2 separate regions of the Homo sapiens genome follow, and region 2 is linked to region 1. Evidence: read pairs that join two places in POLR2A ChIA-PET (ENCODE). Cell type or tissue: GM12878. All regions are shown on one strand. Links, peaks and the distances in the headings refer to the core of each region. The heading gives the core; the rest is flanking DNA.

Region 1 (10,231 bases), core at 3,934-6,433:
CTGTGGTTAATAATGGCTGAACTTTTGTCCCTGCTTTAAGTTTTCCACCAGATCTCTCAGAATTGATGCTATCATGGAATGTGAATGTGGTGTGTCTCCATTTCCTGTAGAATGAACTCAGGGCTGGCAGCTAAAGCTAGTGGTCTTGGATTCCCATGCCCTGTCATTTACGAAAGGGGCAGTGGAGTTCCTCTGGAGGAAATCCCACCCACCACGCCAGGATTCCATCACATATTGTTGGTCTGGGCCGTGGGTACTTCATACTTGGTTTTCTGTGAAAATTCACCAAGTGTGTTTGAAGTAAGAATCTCAACCCTAATGTTTATACATAAATGTCTGAATATGATAGGAGTAAATGCTTGCTCACAAAAAGGAAGGGAAGGAAAAGAAATTTATAAAAAAGCAAAAACACACAAGTCAGGGTATAATTACATTATACACAGGTTTTGTTTTTGTTCATTTTGATAGCATTAAGATTTACAGATAATATGATTTTATTTAGGGACAGCCTCACTAATTCAAGTTACCTGTTCTACACCAGGTACCTTATTGTGAGAATGGGAAGAACTTGTTAACGGATTATTAGTATTTACAGCCTAATCTTCCCTAGTTTCCCCGTTTCAGCAAATGACCATTTATTCAGTGATGGAAGCCAGAAGCCCGGGAGCCTTCCGGTTTCCCTCACGCTTCCCATCTGATCCATCCACACGTGCTGTTGGTTCTTTGGCCCAAGGACGTCCCCTACCTGCTGGCCTTCCACCCTTTCTATGCCACCACTCTCGCCAACTTTCACCTCAAATCCTTCAGTAGCCTCCCTGAAACCCTTTCCATTTCAACTCCTGAGCCCTTAAAGGAGCACACTTCTCAAATAACAGTGGCTTTTATTTTCAGTGGCTTTTTATTGAGCTTTGAGCCAGATCCAGACTCCTCATCATATCCCGAGATGTCCTGCATAATCCAGCCCCTGCCAAAGGATCCAACCTCATGGCATGCCCCTTCCCCTTTGCACTCAAAGCTCTGGTCACAGCGGCTTTCTTTTAATCCTAGAGAAGCCAGGCTATCTGCCAGCCCAGAGCCACTGTTCTTGCTGTCTCCCATACTTAGAAAGCGCTTAGATGTTGCACAGCTGGCTTGTGCTCATCCTTTAGGCCTCAGTTTAAATGTCACCTCCTCAAAGAAGTCTTTTCTGATAACTTTTACCAAGGCAGGTGTACCCAATTATTCTCTATGACAGCAGCATGCTTGTTTCATTTGTAACTAAATTACAACCTCAAATCTAAAACTATTTTAATGTGTTGATCTATTTATTCACTACCTCCTCCACAAGATTGCAAACTCCATGTGAACAGAGGTTTTATGTTGTGCTATTCACTGATACAGGGTTGTGGCTCAATAAGTATTTGTCGAATGCATTAAGGAAACCCATGATTCTGTTTTACAGTTGTAAAATGTAGGCCTTTACAACTGTAAAGCATTGAAGTCAAAGTGTTTAATTTAATTTTAGGTTGTGGAATTTCTTTCTTTCTTTCTTTCTTTTTTGATACAGGGTGTCACTCTGTTGCCCAGGCTTGAGAGCAGTGGTGTGATCGCGGCTCACTACGGCAAGCGATCCTCACACCTCAGCCTCTTGAGTAGCTGGGAGTACAGGCGCCTACCATCACACCCAGCTACATTTTTGTGTATTTTTTGTAAAGATGGGGTTTTGCTGTGTTGCCTAAGCTGGTCTTGAACTCCTGGGCTGAAGCGATCCACCTGCCTCGTCCTCCCAAAGTGCTGGGGGTATAGGCATGAGCCACTGTGCCAGCTAGAATTTTCTTTTTATTGTGTTAAAGTATACATAAGATAAAATTTACCATTTTAACCACTTCTTTGTGTACAGTTTGGTGGCATTAAGTACATTCACATTGTTGTGCACCTTGTCACCCCCATCCATCTCCAGAACCTTTTCATGTTCCCAAACTAAAACTCTCCATTCCTCCCTCCCCTAAATCCCTGGCAACCATCATTGCACTGCTGTCTATGAATTTGACTGCTCTGGGTACCTCATATTAGTGCACTGCAATCGATTGATATTTTATATCAATTTATTTTTATTGCCTCTTTACCAACATATGCCTTCACCCTCCACGTACACAATATTCAGTGTTAAAATTGGCTTGCTACTGAAAATCTCATTTCTAATAATTATTTAATGATAAAACATTCTATTAGGATTCTTCATGAACTTAATTCATCTTTTGTGGAACTTATTTTTGGAAAATAAACAATATTACAAGGTACTTTTATGATATACAGGTTAATTTAAGAATATGTTGCCCCTGACAATTTTTATATTTAATCATAAGACCCTTTCCTCTTGGGCTACTAATCTTGTTTTTGGATTGGAGAGAATATTTTATGCTTCATGGCTTTGAAAAAATATAAAAGAACAAATAAATTGTTATACAATATTATTGTTTTTGTCTTGCTGTTTAATAGCTGATGCTCTGTGGTCAAACTTCAGTGTTTGGTTTAACGTGGCATTTCATACAAGCTGTTTTAAAAGGGAATGAATCAGAGCCAACTGGTTCTTTAAAGTGGAATTTGCAGACCATTAAGAATGAAAGTATTCTGTATGATTTTATTATCTTGATGGTAAATATGTCACCCAAACTATGATTTGACTTTACCGATTCTCCCAGTCTTTTTTTTTCTAGTAAAAGTAGAGATAACTTTACAGGAAGATGAAAGTCAGTAATGACTTGTAGGATTTATAGTGAAGGAACAAATAATATCAGGTAAATGATTATTTCAAAATGAGATATTCTTTTACTCTGAACAAGATTTCTAACTGTTTTCTTCATCATGGAACAGAATAAAATGTGGTAACAATTTGCTGCAGTTGAATTGCTGCCACACATAATTGGGTCCCACAGAACTATGGCCTGGATTTTGGTGAATTGCTTAGTCTGCATGTTAGATTAAAAGGTGTACAACAAATCACCTTGTTTCTGCAGTTTTGAATGACATTTACATTTAAGTCATAGTGGTAATACTTTTCATTTATGGAATAAAGAAAATAAAATCAGGGAAAATACTAATGTAGAAATGGTTTTGTTTTTTTCCTATATGGTTTATTTCTAAAGTGCTTTTTAAAAACATTTAGTTACAATTAAGCCATACCTCAGAAGCAGTTTGTTAAAGGTAAACATTTTGCATAATACAGTTTGGTAAATTTTGCCAAAAGGTTGTATTCTTTTAATAACACTGTATAGACCATGTTAAATAGGTAATCTTGTGTGCAGTATTTTATATAAATGCATGGATTGGAAAGTATATTCAAACCTTATTGTGTCATTTTAAAAATGCCATGTAGCTTAAATAAGATGGGAGAAGCAACATTGCATAGTAAAAGTAGGCCTGAAAGGAATTTCTTTCCCCTGAAATTTTATTATAAAAAATTTCAAACTTAAAGTTGAAGGAATAATATAAAGTATACACATATACTTTCCACTTATATTGAATAATTGTTCCCACTTTTATACACATAATAGCTCTCTATGTGTATGTACACATATGTATGTATATATGTGTATATAGAATATGTAAAATATATATTAAAATATGTATTTATTATTTATTTACATTGCTGAATTATTTGAAAGTTAAGTTGCATACATCATGAGACGTCACCTCTAAGCACTAAGGACATTCTTGTATGTAACCACAATACCGTTATCACACCTAGAAAAACAACAATTCTGCAGTGTCATGTAGTATGTAGTCCACATAAGATTTCTGAAATTGTCTCTTTTAGAAACAGTATCCAGTTGAGTTTTGATTATTATGATTTTTAATCTAAAATAATCTCTGTACTTCTTTTGGTGAAGAGAAAGTAATTTGCTTTTGGAAAAGTTCTAGACAATTGCCTTAGAAAATATCACATGTTCTGAGTTTTCTGGTTGTTTCCTTGTGGTGTAATTTACCTTGTTCCTCTATCCCTATATTCCCTTTCAGCTAGAAGTTTGGTGTGGAAGTTTGATTAGATTAAGCCTTGACACTTTTTGACAAGAAACTTCATAGATAATGTGCACTACTTTATATTTTATAAAATCAGGAGTCCCGGAAGAATTTCAGACGATCTCCGTGATAGTGCAATTCTGGAATGAATCAAGAGTTGACTTTTGGTGTTACTGATGCTAAATAGGCCTTGTATTTGGGCCCCAATTGGAGAATGCCCCTGGAATTCCACTCAGATACAAGCTGCAGCAGTGGGTAGGGGTTGGATGTGAGAGTTCCTGACAGCGGCATGAGATCATGTATATCAGTGTGCTTTGTAAAACTAGAAGGAAAGAGACTGGAAATGGGAATTCTACTAACTATTAGGACACTGCAGTAGTGGATGATCAACCTTCCTAAATTTTGACTTTGTTGTTTGCTTTGATGAGCTGGTAGTTAGTATAATTAACTATAATATAATTAGTAAAGAACATAATAAAGTGCCTCATAATCAGTGCAGCACTGTGGAAATGAATAGTATTTTGCCATGATTAGGATGTCAGTCCTAGTTGAGAAATACTGGGTTATGTCGAGTGGCAGTGATGCCAGTTTATGGGCTGGCTTATGTTCCTAAAGTTAGACTTTCAGATAAGTAGTTGTTATCTTGCAGAGATCTCCAATTAATCATGGCACACGAGTACTCTTCATTAAAGGAAAAGAGAAAGAAGGAAAAAAAATACACACACACACACACACACACACACACACACACACACACACACACACATCTTAGAGTCCTAGAGGGCAGAAATAATCTTGGGGAGCTTTTGCAAGACGTATATGCCTGGGCCCCATGCCACATCTACTGAATCGGGTTCCATGGGGAAAACTGGGGGAGGACAGGGTGGGACCCAGGCATCAGCATTTTACAAAAGCTCCCCCAAGTGATTCTATTATGTCCTAAGGTTAAGAATGATTGCAGTAAGAAGAAGTAACAGCAGTTAGGAGGCTGATTATGATAATGGAACTTCTTAACTTTAATTTTCCTTAGACTAAAAGTTCTCTGAACTCCTTCCTCAGAAAGTTGTATTGAAATTCCACACATTAGGAGCCTAATGTTCCCCAGGCCAACCTACCTGGGAGAAATAAGTGTGCTGTGACCCTCTATGTCATGGATAAATTGATATCTCATTCTTTTGTTTGTCATTTTTATGAAAAGAAGGATTTAAAATAATTGGAGCCTAGTGCCCAAAATTATATCCTTGTGCCTTCCCTGCAGTTTGTGGTTTAGTGACTGGGCAGGAGGGACGAGAATTCATTGTACCACAGAATATTCTTTCCCTGTAAACGATGCATTTGCTTCGGGGTGAAGTCTGATTACAAATGAAAGTGAAATAATGCTGTAGACCACAGCATTCTGAGCTGCAGAGCTGGGCATGAGCTGAGGATCAGAGGCTGCAGACACATGTTGGTCAGAGCCCAAGCCTTGAGGCCAAATCTAACGGGACTGGAGAGCAATCCTTGAGCTAACCACTCAGAATGGGAACATGGAGATGCAGAATTTCCCATGAACCAGCCACACTGGAGTAAGCCAGTTAAAAACAATTAGAGTCGCACTTTAATTTTGGAAAGACTTGGCCTGTTGCCCTAGTTCATGAAGGTCTTATAAGGAAGTGATTGTAGAGCAATTTGCAAATAGAAAGCATTTCTAATACTATATTTTAGTTGCATTAGGAATAATGATTTACACTGAAGCCAGGAATGAGTCAGACGTTACACAAGCTTTGAGTTAAGCACACTCCCTGTCTAATGCTGAGACTATCTGAAAAAAAAAAAAAAAAGAGTATGTAAATTTAGCTTAATATCATGTAAGTGCTATGGGAATAATTGTAAATAATTGGATTATTAGTAAGGAATTGGGAGTGTGGGCAGATTTCTTTCTGCGGTTGGAGTATTGGACTAAAAACAGCATAACCTTGGCAATCTAAATGAAGTACAGGACGAAAAGCACATGCCGCCAAATCGGAATGACATTTGAAAACCATGTTAATACAGCATTTACCTTCCAAGACATTTTTAGATCCAATTTTATTTCATCCAGATTATGCCTCTCCCTCTACAATCAGCAATTTTTGTTTAAAATATGGATCTACAAATACATTTATATCCACTTGCTAATCTGTACTGTCAAATAAGCCAGTTTGAATTTGTTTCCAAAATAACTTTGTCTATAGTGATAAATATCTAGCACAGAAATGTACTAAGTCCATAGTTTCTATTCTACATAAAGTATTCGCCAAATATATAGTATACTTAATAAATTGGATCCCTGTGGACTGTTGGGATGCCTAATATAGATTGTCAGAATTAACAACTACCATCTCGATTCTATGTATTTCATATTGAAATAAGAATAATACGTTATTGACCCTGGAAAAGTCTTAAGGGGTTTTTTTTTTTAATGAAGATCTTCCAATGAGAAATTCACATGTGAAGTTATGAATCAGTGGCAGACAGAACTGAATCAGATTTGTATTAGCATTTTGTAGAGTGTCTGGATTTTGCTGGTGTCACTCACAAAACACCATATTTGTATCTATCCTGAACCTTGGCAATCCTCATATATAAGATAATTCCATAGAGTATCTTGGCAAGAGGAGGTGGAAAAACAAATCCCAACAGTGTTGAAGAGAGGATTATAAATTAAAATTCATGTTGCGTTATGCTTTTTAAAAAGGATTGAATATGGCAAGCTAACCTGAATCTGTTTGATTAAAGCATTTGCACTTGTCTCAGTAAATTAACAGAAAGAAACAAGCCTAAATTCTCTTTCTTGTTACCTAACATGGAGAGTTTTATTTATTTTTTAAATAAAAGATTACACTGCTGTGATCTTTCTAGTCTCAGATGTAGGATATATATAGTCATAAAAATCTTGATGACTGTTTTTATCCTGAAAAGGATTCATTGTAATGTACACTGAATGCTATGTGTAATAATGAAGAATTAGAGGCAATTTAAATGATAGACAGTAAGAAAATTACTGAACACATTCTGTTATAACTTGATGGAAAATTATGCAGCAATTAAAATCATATTGTAGAATAGCATTTATTACATGGGAAAAAGCTTTGGCAATGTTAAGTGAAGAAAATCCAGCAGGATTCAAAAGTATATTTTTAGTATAATCCTTATTTTATGATTAAAAAAATAAAACACACACATGCATACACACAAAATCTTACGTACGATAATATAATCAATACGTTATCAAGGGTTTCTTTAGGTGTAATTACATTTGTTTATATGCTACTGCCTTTTCTCAATTGTCTAAAGTAATTACTTAATTTTGAATTAAAATACATAATAAAATATTGAAATAGAAAGGAAAGACCAAACAGCAAAGATGTATTTATTAAATCCCTATAGGTATTTGTTTGGGAGAATTGAGCCAAAAAAATAAAGATGACTTTGGTATTTCACTTTGTCCACATAGTTCCTGCATTTTAAAGAGATTTTGTTCCAAATTACTGCAGTGCTGAGTGACTTTTTCTTCATCGAAAGAACGAAATGAGGGCTGAGATTTATTCAACAGCTCAGTATTTAATACTTGTTTATATTTTTGTTTGAATTCAGTATCTGTGGAAGAAGATAGCAGGTTTTGAATAAATCTGGCATACAATGTAAAATATTAAACTATACCTACAGCTTGACTATATAAAACTAAAAAAACAGTAGAGTAAGAAATGCATAAACAAAGTAAAAAAAAAAAGACAAATGATAAACAGAGAAAGTGTCAGGAGACAGGGCTGGAAAGGTGGGTGGGGCTATATCATGCAGAGAAGAGGGACACAGAGGTCTTAGGCTTGTCTTTTGGCATGGTGAGTCTGGTTGCATGTAGATATCACTCACACAATTTTTGACCTGTTTGCATATCACCTGTACTAGTATTTAATATTTTTAAAAAATTGAATTAAAAGGTTTTTCAATTCATCATCCTCATAGCAGACATAACTGTGAAATCATGAGTCTGATATATTTATGCTGTTTCATAATACACATTAAAATTAATATGTGACTACTAAAATCTAAAATTATCTTGCATCCTGTGAGTGGGACATAACACTGGCATGGAGGGAGGGAGCTGGGGAACTGGGGACTCGGCATTTGGACCATCCTGTCTGTCTCTCCAGTGCTGCCATAGCTTGGATATGGTAGTCTTCTTTACATATATGACTGGCATGGAGTTTTGTTTTTGGAATTCTTCAGAAGGTTGATCTTACAGCATGGGCATCAGAGCAGTGCTGTTTCTGCAACACCATTGAACAGAGGTGGTTCATTGCAGATAGCAGAGGAGAGGGAGGAAGAGCACGTAGTGATGGGGAGCAGATGGAGTTGAAATTCCAAGGGAGGGGTTGGAGTGGAGATGCAAGAAAAAGAAAGCAAGAGAGAACACACAGGATAGAGGGATGCCAGCAGATAAGATTCAGCTATTGCCAAAACATTGTTACGATCCAGAATGTTGACTCTTGCTGGTACTGTAATGAAAAGTTGTCCTTTTTTCCTTAGTAAATAGCATGTCTGCGATGTCCTATGAGCTACTTAAAGAAAGAAGAAAATAATGAAAGCATCCCAGTAGTTTCATTAGCACAGCCAGTGATTTTCATAAAACTGTTGCGTTCACAGGTGAAAGGAACTTACTGGGGTCATTGAGTCCATTTTTAGACTCACAGGGATCACTGCACCTAAACACTTCTGAAAATGACCTGGAAGCATGCAAATGTTGGTTTGTGGATAGAAGCCCATGAGTCTTACCCCAGCCCAGCCTCCCTTGTCTGTCAAGGTCATTGTAGAACCACGGAAATGGATATTATGGCCCTGATTTCTCTCACAAGGGGACAACCTGGGTTTGGTCCTCTGTGCTCACTACGTCTTTATCTTTCTTATTTGTTGTTGGCTCTCTCTCTGTAGGAAAAAAAAAAAAGAGGCAGATCTTATAGCTGGTGGTAGACTGCTCTGATTGGAAATTCTCTTGTGGACTTAGCTTATCCCTGTTTTGCTTTAAGATGGTCCTTTTGCCTAGGGGTTACAATGATTTCAGACCAGTGTCCTCACTCTTTATATTAAAACCTAATGTGTTTTGCATGGACAAAATTTTAAATTCTTGTTTGTTGGTTTGCTTGTTTTGTATTTGAAATAAGATGACCCCAACTCAAAAGAAACAGATAACCATTTCTTTTATTGAAGGAACTCCCAGGAAGAAGGTGCCATGACTTGCCTCACTGCAAGCTTCAAAATTCTTTGCTTTCTCAGCCCTAAATAACAATAGACTGGAAGCTCTGTGAGGTCAGGGATTTGGCCTCTTTTAGTCACTGAAGCATCTGTATCAGGCATAGGAGCTGATTCAGTGTAGGCACTGATATATTTTCTTAAGTAATGAGTGGATAATAATATTACCATGTTACATTTGTATAGCAATTCACAGTTGTAAAGAGTTTTCCATTAGCTCGCCTGATCCTCACAATGCCGTTTTCAAAGTGGGTAACAACTGATGTTTTCATCCCTATTTTGTAGGTTAGGAAATCGGGTTCAGAAGTAGAATGGTCTATCCAAGGCCTTACACAGGGACAGTGATGCATGATTCTGTCCCTGAAATTCATTTCTCAATTTGGAGTCAAGCAAGATGGAGCACAGCTGTTCCTCTGCATGATGGTTCCTGCTTTTCTGGATTTTCATCAGATTTTTATTCTTTATTTTCAGATTACAGGACAGGCCCATGTTTTACTGTGATCAGCAACCAGATGTGCCAGGGACAACTCAGCGGGATTGTCTGCACAAAAACGCTCTGCTGTGCCACAGTCGGCCGAGCCTGGGGCCACCCCTGTGAGATGTGTCCTGCCCAGCCTCACCCCTGCCGCCGTGGCTTCATTCCAAATATCCGCACGGGAGCTTGTCAAGGTAAACCCGGGCTGATGGAATTATTAATGGATTAATCTTATTTGCTCTGGAGAGCCATTCTCCAATGAAGTTGAAGAGAATGGAAAAGTAGTGTCAGCTACATAACTTCACAATTTCGCTGACTGCATGATATCCAACTAAGGCATTAGGAACGTGGCTCTCGAGAGAGCAGCTGAAGTCTTACTGAATGTTTTCTTGCCAACCATTCCCCCTTTCTGACCCCAGAGGTGTTTGTATGTACCTCTGACTCCAGGGGTGGTGTGATTCTGTTTACAGCGATGCAGTGCATTATGGC
Region 2 (10,231 bases), core at 5,464-7,963, 200 kb after region 1:
ATACTATTAATTATATCTGTAGTGGGTAGAAATGTGTCCCCTAAAAAGATATGTTGAAGTCCTAACTTCCAGTACTTGTAAATGTGATCTTATTGGAAATATGGGCTTGGCAGATGTAATCAAGATGAGGTCATACTACATTGAGGAAGAGGGAAATATGGACACATATACAGAGAGACACAGAGAGGATGCCTAGGCCAGGCACAGTGGCTCATGCCTGTAATCCCAGCACTCTGGGAGGCCGAGGCGGGTGGATCACCTGAGGTCAGGAGTTCAAGACCAGCCTGGCCATCATGGTGAAGACCCGTCTCTACTAAAAATGCAAACAATTAGTCGGGCGTGGTGACAATCCCAGCTACTCGGGAGGCTGAGGCAGGAGAATCGCTTGAACCAGGGAGGTGGAGGTTGCAGTGAGCTGAGATCATGCCATTACACTCCAGCCTGGGCAACAAGAGCGAAACTACATCTCAAAAAAAAAAAAAAAAAAAAAAAAAAAGAGAGAGAGAGAGAGAGGATGCCTAATTTCAAAACTTCATAGAAGCTATAGTACTCAAGGCAGTGTGATACTGGCATAAAGACTAACAAATAAAGATCAATGTAACAGACTTGAGAATTCAGAAATTGGTCCTTATATTTATGGTCAATTGATTTTCAACAAGGATGCCAAAACAATTAGATGGGGAAATAGTCTTTTCAACAAATGCTGGAATAACTGAATATCCACATGCCAAAGAATGAAGTTAGACCTCTATCTCACACCACATACCCAAGTCAAGTCAAAATGGATCAAAGCCCCAAATGTAAAAGCTAAAACTATAAAACTCTTGGAAGAAAATTAGGTGTAAAATCTTTATGACCTTGCATTATGTAATATATGACATCAGAAGCACAAACAACATTAAAAAGATAACTTGGACCTAATCAGAATTTTAAAAATTTGTGTTTCTTGACACCATCATGAAAGTGAAAGGACACTCAAATAATAAATGAAAATATTTGCAAATCATATACCTGATCCTGGACTTTAATCCAGAATAAAAACCCTTACAATTCAAAAATTAAAAGATCATAAAAAAAAATTCAAAATGGATCAGAACTAAATGTAAAATGTGAAACTGTAAAACTCCTAGAAAATAACAGGAGAAATGGAAATGCACATTAATGAAAGAAGCCAATCTGAAAAAGCTGTATCCTATGATTCCAACTATGTAAGACTCTGGAAAAGGCAAAACTATGAAGACAGTACAAAGACCAGTGGTTGCTTAAGTGTGCTAAGCGAGGGGTAGGCAGGCATGGGTCAGAAGAGCAGAATAGATGAAGCACAGAGGATTTCTAGGGCAGTGAAAATGTGCTGTGTGATACAATAAAGATGAACACATGTCATTATAAATGTGTCCAAACCCATAGAACGTACAACAGCAAAAGTGAACCCAAATGTAACTACAGACTTTGGGTAAAAATGATACGTCAACGTACGTTCATCAATTGTAACAAATATACCACCCTGGTGGGGGATGCTGATAATGGAGGGGGCTGTGCACGTGTGTGAGGAGGGTGTATATGGGATATCTTTGCACTTTCTTTCAATTTTGCTGTGAACCTAAAACTGCTATAAAAAGAAGTGGTTTTAACTTAATTGAGAATAAGCAACTATAACTGTAATTTGAGCAGACATTTCAGAATATTATAATAAAACATGCAGAGATAGAGATGCTGAGATTTTCCAGAACTGATGAAAGATATCAATACACAGATTAAGAGACTCAGTGAATCCCCAAAAGATAAACAGTAATCTATTCCCTAGTTGTGCAACTACACTAAACCAAAGACATATACAAACACATAATCTTAAAACCAACCAGAGGAAAAAAGGCACATAACCTGTCTAGAGCTTGATTGACAACTGACTCTTTAAACTGTTACAAGAAAAGCCAGAAACTGTAGAGGTGCTGGAGGTAGGAGAGGGGAGGGGAGGGAAGGAGAAAGGAGAAAAGAAAGGATGGGAGGGGAGGGGAGGAGAGGGGAGGAACACAGGGGATTCGAAGAGAGAGAAAGAATATTCCTCAGTTCACATTATGAAAGTAGCATAATTTTGGTACCAAAAGCTGACAAATACAATGTGACAAGGGAAAAATTATAGGCCAATCTCTCCTGTGAACATTGATAAAAAAGAAGACCCTAAACAAAATATTAGAAAACCAAGTTTAGCAATAACAATAATACAGCATGACCAAGTTCGGTTGGCAAGGTTGTGGTGCATTAATACAACAGAACACTGTAAGGTAATAAAATAAATGAACTACAGCTATATGAAACATGGATAAAATCTCAATGTTAAGGAAAGGAAGCAAGACCCAAGAATTAATGAGTACATTGATAAAGTTCAAAACCAGGCAAAGCGAAACTTAGGCTTGATTAGGTTGCAAACTTTAAGGAAAAGGAAATTAAGTGTCAAAAGAATGGATACCCCTACAGGTGGCGTATGATTGAGAAGGAATGTACTCCTGGCAATATTCTGCTTGGTCACTTTGGTAATGGTTATTCAGATGTTCTTATTTTGTAGTTATTCACTATACTGTAAACTTGCTTTGTATGCTTTTCTAAATTTTACATTTCACCCAGTAAAAATACTATAATCAAACTTTATAGAAATAACACAGAAAAATGAGTCTCCAATAATCCCATTACGTTATTTTCTTTTATATGGCATATATTTTGCTTTTATTTCATTTTATTAATTTTGCTATTTCAGGGAAGTTCTATGAGTCCGCCCCTATGCCACCATCTTCCTATAGATTAAGTCCTCTAATCCTATTTCTGGTCCCTCAAGTCATATGTGACAAGGCTAATTCCATCTGAGTCCTTTTTGGAGACAGAGTCTTGCTTTGTCGCCTAGCCTGGAGTGTAGTGGTGTGATCTCGGCTCACTGCAACCCTGCCTTCTGGGTTCAAGCAATTCTCCTGCCTTGGCCTCCCAAGTAGCTGGGGTTACAGGCGCGTGCCACTATCCCCAGCTAATTTTTGTATTTTTAGTAGAGATGGGGTTTCACCATGTTGGCCAGGCTGGTCTCAAACTCCTGACCTCAAGTGATCCACCCACCTTGGCCTCCCAAAAGTGCTGGGATTACAGGCGTGAGCCACCGTGCCCAGCCCCATCTAAGTGTTTAATCTAAGGACATCTATCATATCCCAGGGACTTTCAATAGCCACTTCTTCCCCCATATTCCTCCCATTCCCGATACATTTCTTCTCTAAACAAAACATCCTGGGTCTTTCACCTAACCCCATGGACATACTCCAAATCTCTAATTTCCCGAGCAGCTTCATATCTGAGCATGTTCCTTTAAGCATGGTACACAGATGGAAACATTCCGGGTATGAAGAAATTAAACTCTCTCTTCTCTACATTCTCTACCTCTACCACTTGGAAGAGGCTGAAGATACTGCACATATGGACTTGAAGGCATAAGGGCCTGCATTTTAAGTCACTGGTGTGGTCTCAATGTGTCCCCCAAAATTCATGCTGGGAACTTAGTCTCGAATGCAACAGTATTGGGAGGCAGCGCCTAACGGGAAGTGTTTAAGTCCTAAGGACTGAGCCCTCATGAATGCATTATAGTGCCCTTATAAAATGGGCTTGTGGGAGTGGCTCTTTTCTAGTCTTCTGCCATGTGAGGATATGACATTCCTCCTCTCTGGAGGACATAGCAATGAGGCACCATCTTGGACTTCCCAGCCTCCAAAACTGAGAATAAATTTCCATTCTCTGTAAATTACCATCTCAGGTATAGCAGCACAAAACAAAGACAGTGATCATCATAGCTGAAATGTTATACAGGTTACTAAACCTCTCTGAGCCCATTTCTGCATTCTGTACAATGGGTTTTACCTACTCTCTCACAGTATGAGTAAAAAACCAGGTGTTTATGAAGTGCCTGTTACAGCAGACTTTCTGTAAGAGGTAACTGACATTAACAGTGTAAACTAAGACCATATTTCTCGGTAGCCATGTAATACTGTTTGTTCTTACTCAACTGTTACTCGGTATTGATCACAGTTTAGTTGCACAAAACAGAATTCATTCTGGTTAGTTTAGCAGGAAAACATTTAAAATTTATTGACAACAGAAATATTTTATAGCCCAACCTGGTATGCAAAAATGCTGGCTATGTCCCACTGAGTTGATTTCATGGCTCACTAATGAAATGTGAGCCACAGAGGGACAATTACATTGCAGGGTATTAAATGGCCTGGAGAATCACCAGAAAAGAACACTCTTGCCTGTGCTTCCACAAACTGGGTGGTCAAGTGGGCTGATAGTTCCAGAAGCACTCCATGTGTATAACCCACATCCTCAAAACGATGCCTGGTGTCTCACAGAATCTGATGGACAAAACCTAAGTGACACCCAAAACCCTGATACAAAGGAATCTGAGAAACATAGTAAAGAAAGGAAAGCACACTAGCAAAACTTCCAAAAGATGTTAATCAAGGTAAGCCACAGAATCAGTCCCATATCTGCAATGAAATGCTGCTTATGTATGTGAGACAGAAAAACCTGGTGGCTGAAGTATTATTTCATTTATCTTATCTCTATAAATGGCATATTTTCTTGATTACAGCCTATTGCTACTTCACTGAGGGAAAACTCGTAACTACAACTAGTACAATTTGCCTGATGAGATGAAATTCAAGGGAACAAACCTAAAGTAACAAATCCCCAAGTTACATGTCTTTCACAAACATACCTCTACCCAGTCAATAGAGGATTTATCAAAAGAAAGATTAATAGTGGAAAAATAAACTGAGGATTCTTTTTCTCACCCTCATCACAAAGAATCTTAAGATTAAAAAGAAGTTTTTAGACTAGTGAAGAGAAGGGAAGAACAAGGAATACCTTTAATCTCTCCTTTTCATTTTTATTTTAGTTCAGCTTATGCAAGATTTTGTACCTTGTGAAAGAATTTGTTTACTGAATAAAAAATATTGCTTAAGATTTAAAGCAATTAAAGCAAAATAAGTTGCTGAAGGGAGATCATATGAGTTAAATACAGGCTTTTTTTTTTAATCTGTAATTGATTTACATTTGATTTTAAGAAGACACTGTTTACATCAGGTCACCACAAAGCAGATTTACATACAACCTTCAATTGCGGAAAAACAAAGTTTCTTTTTGATCCAAACACAAAGAAAAACTTCTTTGTGTTTTTTTTTAATGATCTTTTCCTTGATCATAAAAAAAAGTAAAAAATGCAGTACTTTTAGAAGGTAAAGCTAGTAAGTTTACAGAAGTGCAAAACACCAAAACACTTGAAGCAAAAACTTTTTTTTTTTTTTTAAGAAAAAGGTATGACTTCTTGTTTTCTGTTCTTGGCATAAATTTTAATTCTTTCCAGTGGAACCAAAACCTCCTGAACCCCTTTCGGTGTCATCCAAGGCCTGAAAGATAGAAAGGTAGTAAGCTTCACAGTTTTTTTTAAGAGCCTCTTTCAGTTTTCCTCTCCAGCTCCTAAGAAAAATACAGCCAGAATTCTACTCTTGCTATATCATCTTTTCAAAAGGGAGATTACAGAAAGAAAATTAAATTCTAAAAAGCTCCATAAATTAGAATACTGGATAACTTTAAAAAATTCTAATAAAATATTAGAAGTTCACAGTATGTTTAAATAACTTATTATCCAAAGTAATACTACATAATAGCTACATGAAAAACATTTAAAGAAATTCTAAAACTAGTATTTTAAATTTGCTTAAAATAAGTTTAGTCATATATACTATTTAGTTACAAACAGCATATTAAATTCTCAAGATTATATATATTTCTTCACTTAAGATGTTATATTACTTATTCTGTATCTTCCTTTGTAATACTTACTTGAACTTCTTCTATTTCTGGATAAAAAATCCGTTCGCAAATGAGCTGTGCAATTCGATCACCTTTTTTGACTTCAAAGAAAGAATAGTTTATTACTGACGTTACTGACACATTCGCCATATCCTGTCTTATTCAATGAGAATTAAAGGAGTCAATATTAATTTACACATACATGACTCTGAAAATTCACTAAAATTATGTGAATGTATATATTTAACATACCTTCAAACTTTTCTTTGCCAAAATTAAACAGTACAACACCAACATTTCCTCTATAATCTTCATCTATGACACCAGCTAGAGAAAAGAAAAGTAATATTATCTCAATTTTTGCTATTGGAATACTAGAGGTGTAAGATTATCTCAAAATCATTATCATGTAGCTCTGAGATTTGTATTCTTACAATTGAATAAGTGAATCTTGCCCTGGTACTATGTAAAGCCTCAAAACCAAGAAATGACATTACTAAAATACAAATAAAAATTTAGAAAACAGGTCCTAATTTTCCAACCTGTCACTCTTTATCAAATGGCGACCATTTCCTATTTTAAGCTGGCAGTAGCAATGGCCATCTCCAACCTACTGTCTACCCACGGCACACTTGCCAAAAAGACTAGGAGAAAATTACGATTTGGGTTTTAAAGGTTTTTCCTGGTATCAGCTTCCCGCTAATACCCAGATTGAAATACGATTGAGTCATAAATAAAAATGTCAAAAAGCCTAAAGCTCTGCAGTGGAGTAAATCAACGCTGACATTGTTAAGCAGCAGTCTTGCAAATATTAGAATATTCCATTTTTACACTAAAAATGAAGCTGTATTTTTCAGTTCATAATCTTCCTCTCCTTTTAATCTGAACCACCATCCTTTCTTAGAGCATGGTTTCTCAGAAGACTGTAGCACATAGGCTTCATGAGTACAACTTTTTTTGTGTAATTAATACTTGTTTAAGATTATGAACACAGGGGGAGAAGATCTTTGCAGGGGAGACTTGAGCCAGGTCCCTGACATAGCCCAGAGAGTTATACTTACCAGACTTGCTAGCATTTATCTTTGAGCCAATAATTTAAAATATTTCCATAAGCACAAGCACAGATAATACAGGTGCACCGGGCCTTTTCATTTTTTTATATTGATAAATAATTCACAAAGCATACAATTTATCCATTTGAAGTGTTACAATTCCACAGTTCATAGTGTATCAGAGTTGGCCAACTATCGTCACAGTCAATTATAGCACATTTACATTACCCTCCCTCCAAAAATCCCCTACCTTATTAGCAGTCACTCCCCTTCCTCCTCCCACCCCCAATTTCCTGCTATACACGTTAATTCTTTCTCCTCAGTTTGTGAAAGGCTGGATAAGACTCACGTGAATCTAACTGAAGACAGCTCCATGTCACATCTTACTTGTTATTAATACTCTACCCCAAACAAAAGCCCTGATGAAGGAAAAAATATGGAAATAAAAATAATCCTGTGTTCAGCTCAATGGGCAGTAATGCTATTTGCCCATACTCCTCATTATTTGAAAGCTGAGAAAACAGACAAAAAAACCCCAAAGCATACCCACCCCCCATTTTTTAAGAACAAGGGTAATTCCTAAGCATATCCTTTCAATTTTCTCATATAATGGGGGGAAAAAAGCAAACCCTTAGGTCCACCACGGGGAAAAATATTCAGCAAAAACAACATTTTAGATTTTCCGAATGGATTACAACATACGTTTAAATGAACCCCTGTGCTTTATGAATGAATTACTAGGGACAAGTGAATCTGAATTTAAGCACTTCTTAAAAGGTTCCTGATGCAACACTTTTACGAGAAGAGTGAGTATAAAACTGGGCAGAAAAGCAGCAAAGGCAGTTCATCTCCTGTCGGGCCTGAAGGAAACAATCCATTATTGAACTTGACCAATTCCAATACCAAACCCTGCTTTATTTCTCCACCGTCAGTTGACCATTAATTTACACCTTAATATTTATGAAAAAATTTGATATAAAGATGAAACCAGCTGTTTTCCATATTATCTATATGGAAAAAATTTTGACTGCAGGGACAATTTAAATTAGATTTAATGAAGAAATCCCTCAACATAGCATGTTGTTCCATGCTAGAAAAAATGGCCACAGTAGGCTAGAGAACTTCCATGCTGGGAGATTTTGAGGTACAAGCTAATAATTCATCTATCTTGAATGAGTTAGAGAAAGACATGGACTGACTTCTGAACTATTGTTTCTACTTTATTCAAAAATTTTTAAATAACTAAAACAATACAAATACATATAAAGTAAAAGCTTATAATATTCTCTTACCCTCCCTGAGATAGCTAATGTTACAGAAATATATCTTACATACTACTTTATTTTTTTCTTTTTATCCTTTGAGATTAATATATGTAAATGTTAGCCATTCTTTTTAGATACAAGATATGGAAATATGGGTTCTCTCTCTCCTTCTCTTTCTTTTTTTGGCAGGGTCTCACTCTTATAGCCCAGGCAGGAGTATAGTGGTATGATCACAACTCACTATAGCCTCAACCTCAAGTGATTCTCCCACCTCAGCCTCCAGGTACAAAGGCACCACCACACCTGGCTAATTTTTGTATTTCTTGTAGAGAGAAAGTATCCCTATGTTGCTCAAATAAGCCTCAAACTCCTGGGCTCAAGCAATCTGCCTGTCTCAGCCTCCCAAAGTGCTGGGATTACAGGCATGAGCCACAACGCCCAACCTGTACCATTGTTTCTATGTAACTATTCTCTTGCATAATATCAGACACAGGCTGCTTTTACATTTTGCTATAATAAATGAAGCAGCCCTTTAAGTATATCCTTGTATATGAATGCTTTTTATTTTCATCAAATAGGTTGCAAAAAAGGTGTAGCCACTCAAACTTCCATCAGCAATATTTGAGAATGCCCATTTCCAAAATCCTTGCCAATATTTGATGGCAACAATCTCTTACATTCTGGCCAATATGATGAGTACAAAATGGCTATCTCATTGCCTTACTTTTCATTCCCTGATGACTAGTGAGGCTGGATTTTTTTCCTCCCATTTGTTGGACATTTGCATGTCCTTGTCTATATTTTGTGTATGTTTTTTTCTCATTTGTTCTTTTTCATATAAGTTGCAAATATTTGCTTGTTGGCTTTATAGTATCTTCTAACATACAAAAACACTCCCTTTTTGAAAGGCCTCTGCTAACGTATCTGTAAAGCAGTCCTATCAGAACTACTCAAATGATTGGGTGTCTTGAATCCTGCAGATAGGTGATCTTTATGCTTGGGCCACGAAAATGTGAAAAACCTTTAAGTGACTAAAAGAAATTAAGAAGTTTGAAGTCAATTCAAATGTATGGCAGAAAAAAAGGCCCTCAATAGTTTTTTTTTTTGCATGAATGTTGACGGTATAAAAATTTCAGTAGTTCCAAATTCATTTACCACCCAATTGCCATTCGACCTCCAAGAAAAGCCTTCTCTGCCTACAGGATATAAGTATCAGGGATATTTCTCCTCAGAGAAAGCAGAAAGTAACTTGAAGTTATCACTGGAAAAATCATGCATTGGAACTGGCAGAGTGATTAACTGACTTCAGGCAAAAGTTTTACTGTGTCAAGAGTTTGGCATGTCATTTGTTGGAAACCTTTTTTAGTGAAAAACTATCCACACCTACCAGATGTGAATTCTGAACAGAATCCTGAATGCTCAACTTTTCCCTTTGACCCTTATTTAGAGCCTGGGATTTCTAACAACATCTCTCTTCAGAAATAAAAACTGTTGCCAACTATGATAAACTTGTGCCTAAGGGAGATTGTTAAGATTCTCTGCATCCAAGAACACACCACAATGTGATTTTATGAATAACACCATACCAACCACTAGGCAAACTAACTTTCCATTCTTTTACATGAATTTTTTTCCAGAAAGTTGTTTTAAACAGAGCAAAAATTAGTAACAAAGTCGAATAAAAGAAAAAGTTTCCACATAAAAACAATCTGTGAAGTCCCTAAGGACAGAAATTATATCTCACAGAATCTAATATGTGCCAAGTACTATATTAGGTATTTCATACACATTATCATTTAATCCTCCTACCTCTAGAGGCAGGCACACTAATTTCCATTGTAAAATGAGGAAACAGGCTCAGAAAGGTTAAGTAATAACTAGTTAATGACAGAGCTGGGACCTACATCCAGTTGTTATTCCAAAGCTCCCGTTCCTTGAACAATCATTTGAAACTTCATTGAAAATATATACAATTATTTATATCCTTAAGTTACTGTCCCAAAATGACCACAGTTGACCTTGTAAAAGCATTTTTGAACATCGGGCATAACTTACAGAGCCCAAGGAATC

What was found. ChIA-PET counts read pairs that join two places held together with the same protein. Peaks named below come from ENCODE experiments on the same cell type or tissue, not always from the same donor. Only the 100,000 strongest peaks of a DNase experiment are listed, where the experiment ranks them.
Region 2: POLR2A ChIA-PET joins it to region 1 with 6 read pairs; 3 of 35 experiments call an interaction of 5 or more read pairs at or near these places.

The regions. Positions count from the first base shown.
Region 1 is chr15:48,537,316-48,547,546 of GRCh38, reverse strand. It overlaps FBN1 (fibrillin 1), which reads left to right. Exons shown (of 66, transcript NM_000138.5): 7 at 9,739-9,936. Among named protein-coding and RNA genes, the nearest start is that of FBN1, 100 kb to the left of the region's middle. In GM12878, for the core only: no CTCF peak of the experiment used is centred there; a DNase peak (open chromatin) is centred at 5,386; H3K27ac peaks cover 264 bases.
Region 2 is chr15:48,337,229-48,347,459 of GRCh38, reverse strand. It overlaps DUT (deoxyuridine triphosphatase), which reads right to left. Exons shown (of 7, transcript NM_001025248.2): 5 at 6,097-6,171; 6 at 5,875-5,945; 7 at 4,087-5,438. The coding sequence ends at 5,382. Among named protein-coding and RNA genes, the nearest start is that of DUT-AS1, 10 kb to the right of the region's middle. In GM12878, for the core only: no CTCF peak of the experiment used is centred there; no DNase peak of the experiment used is centred there.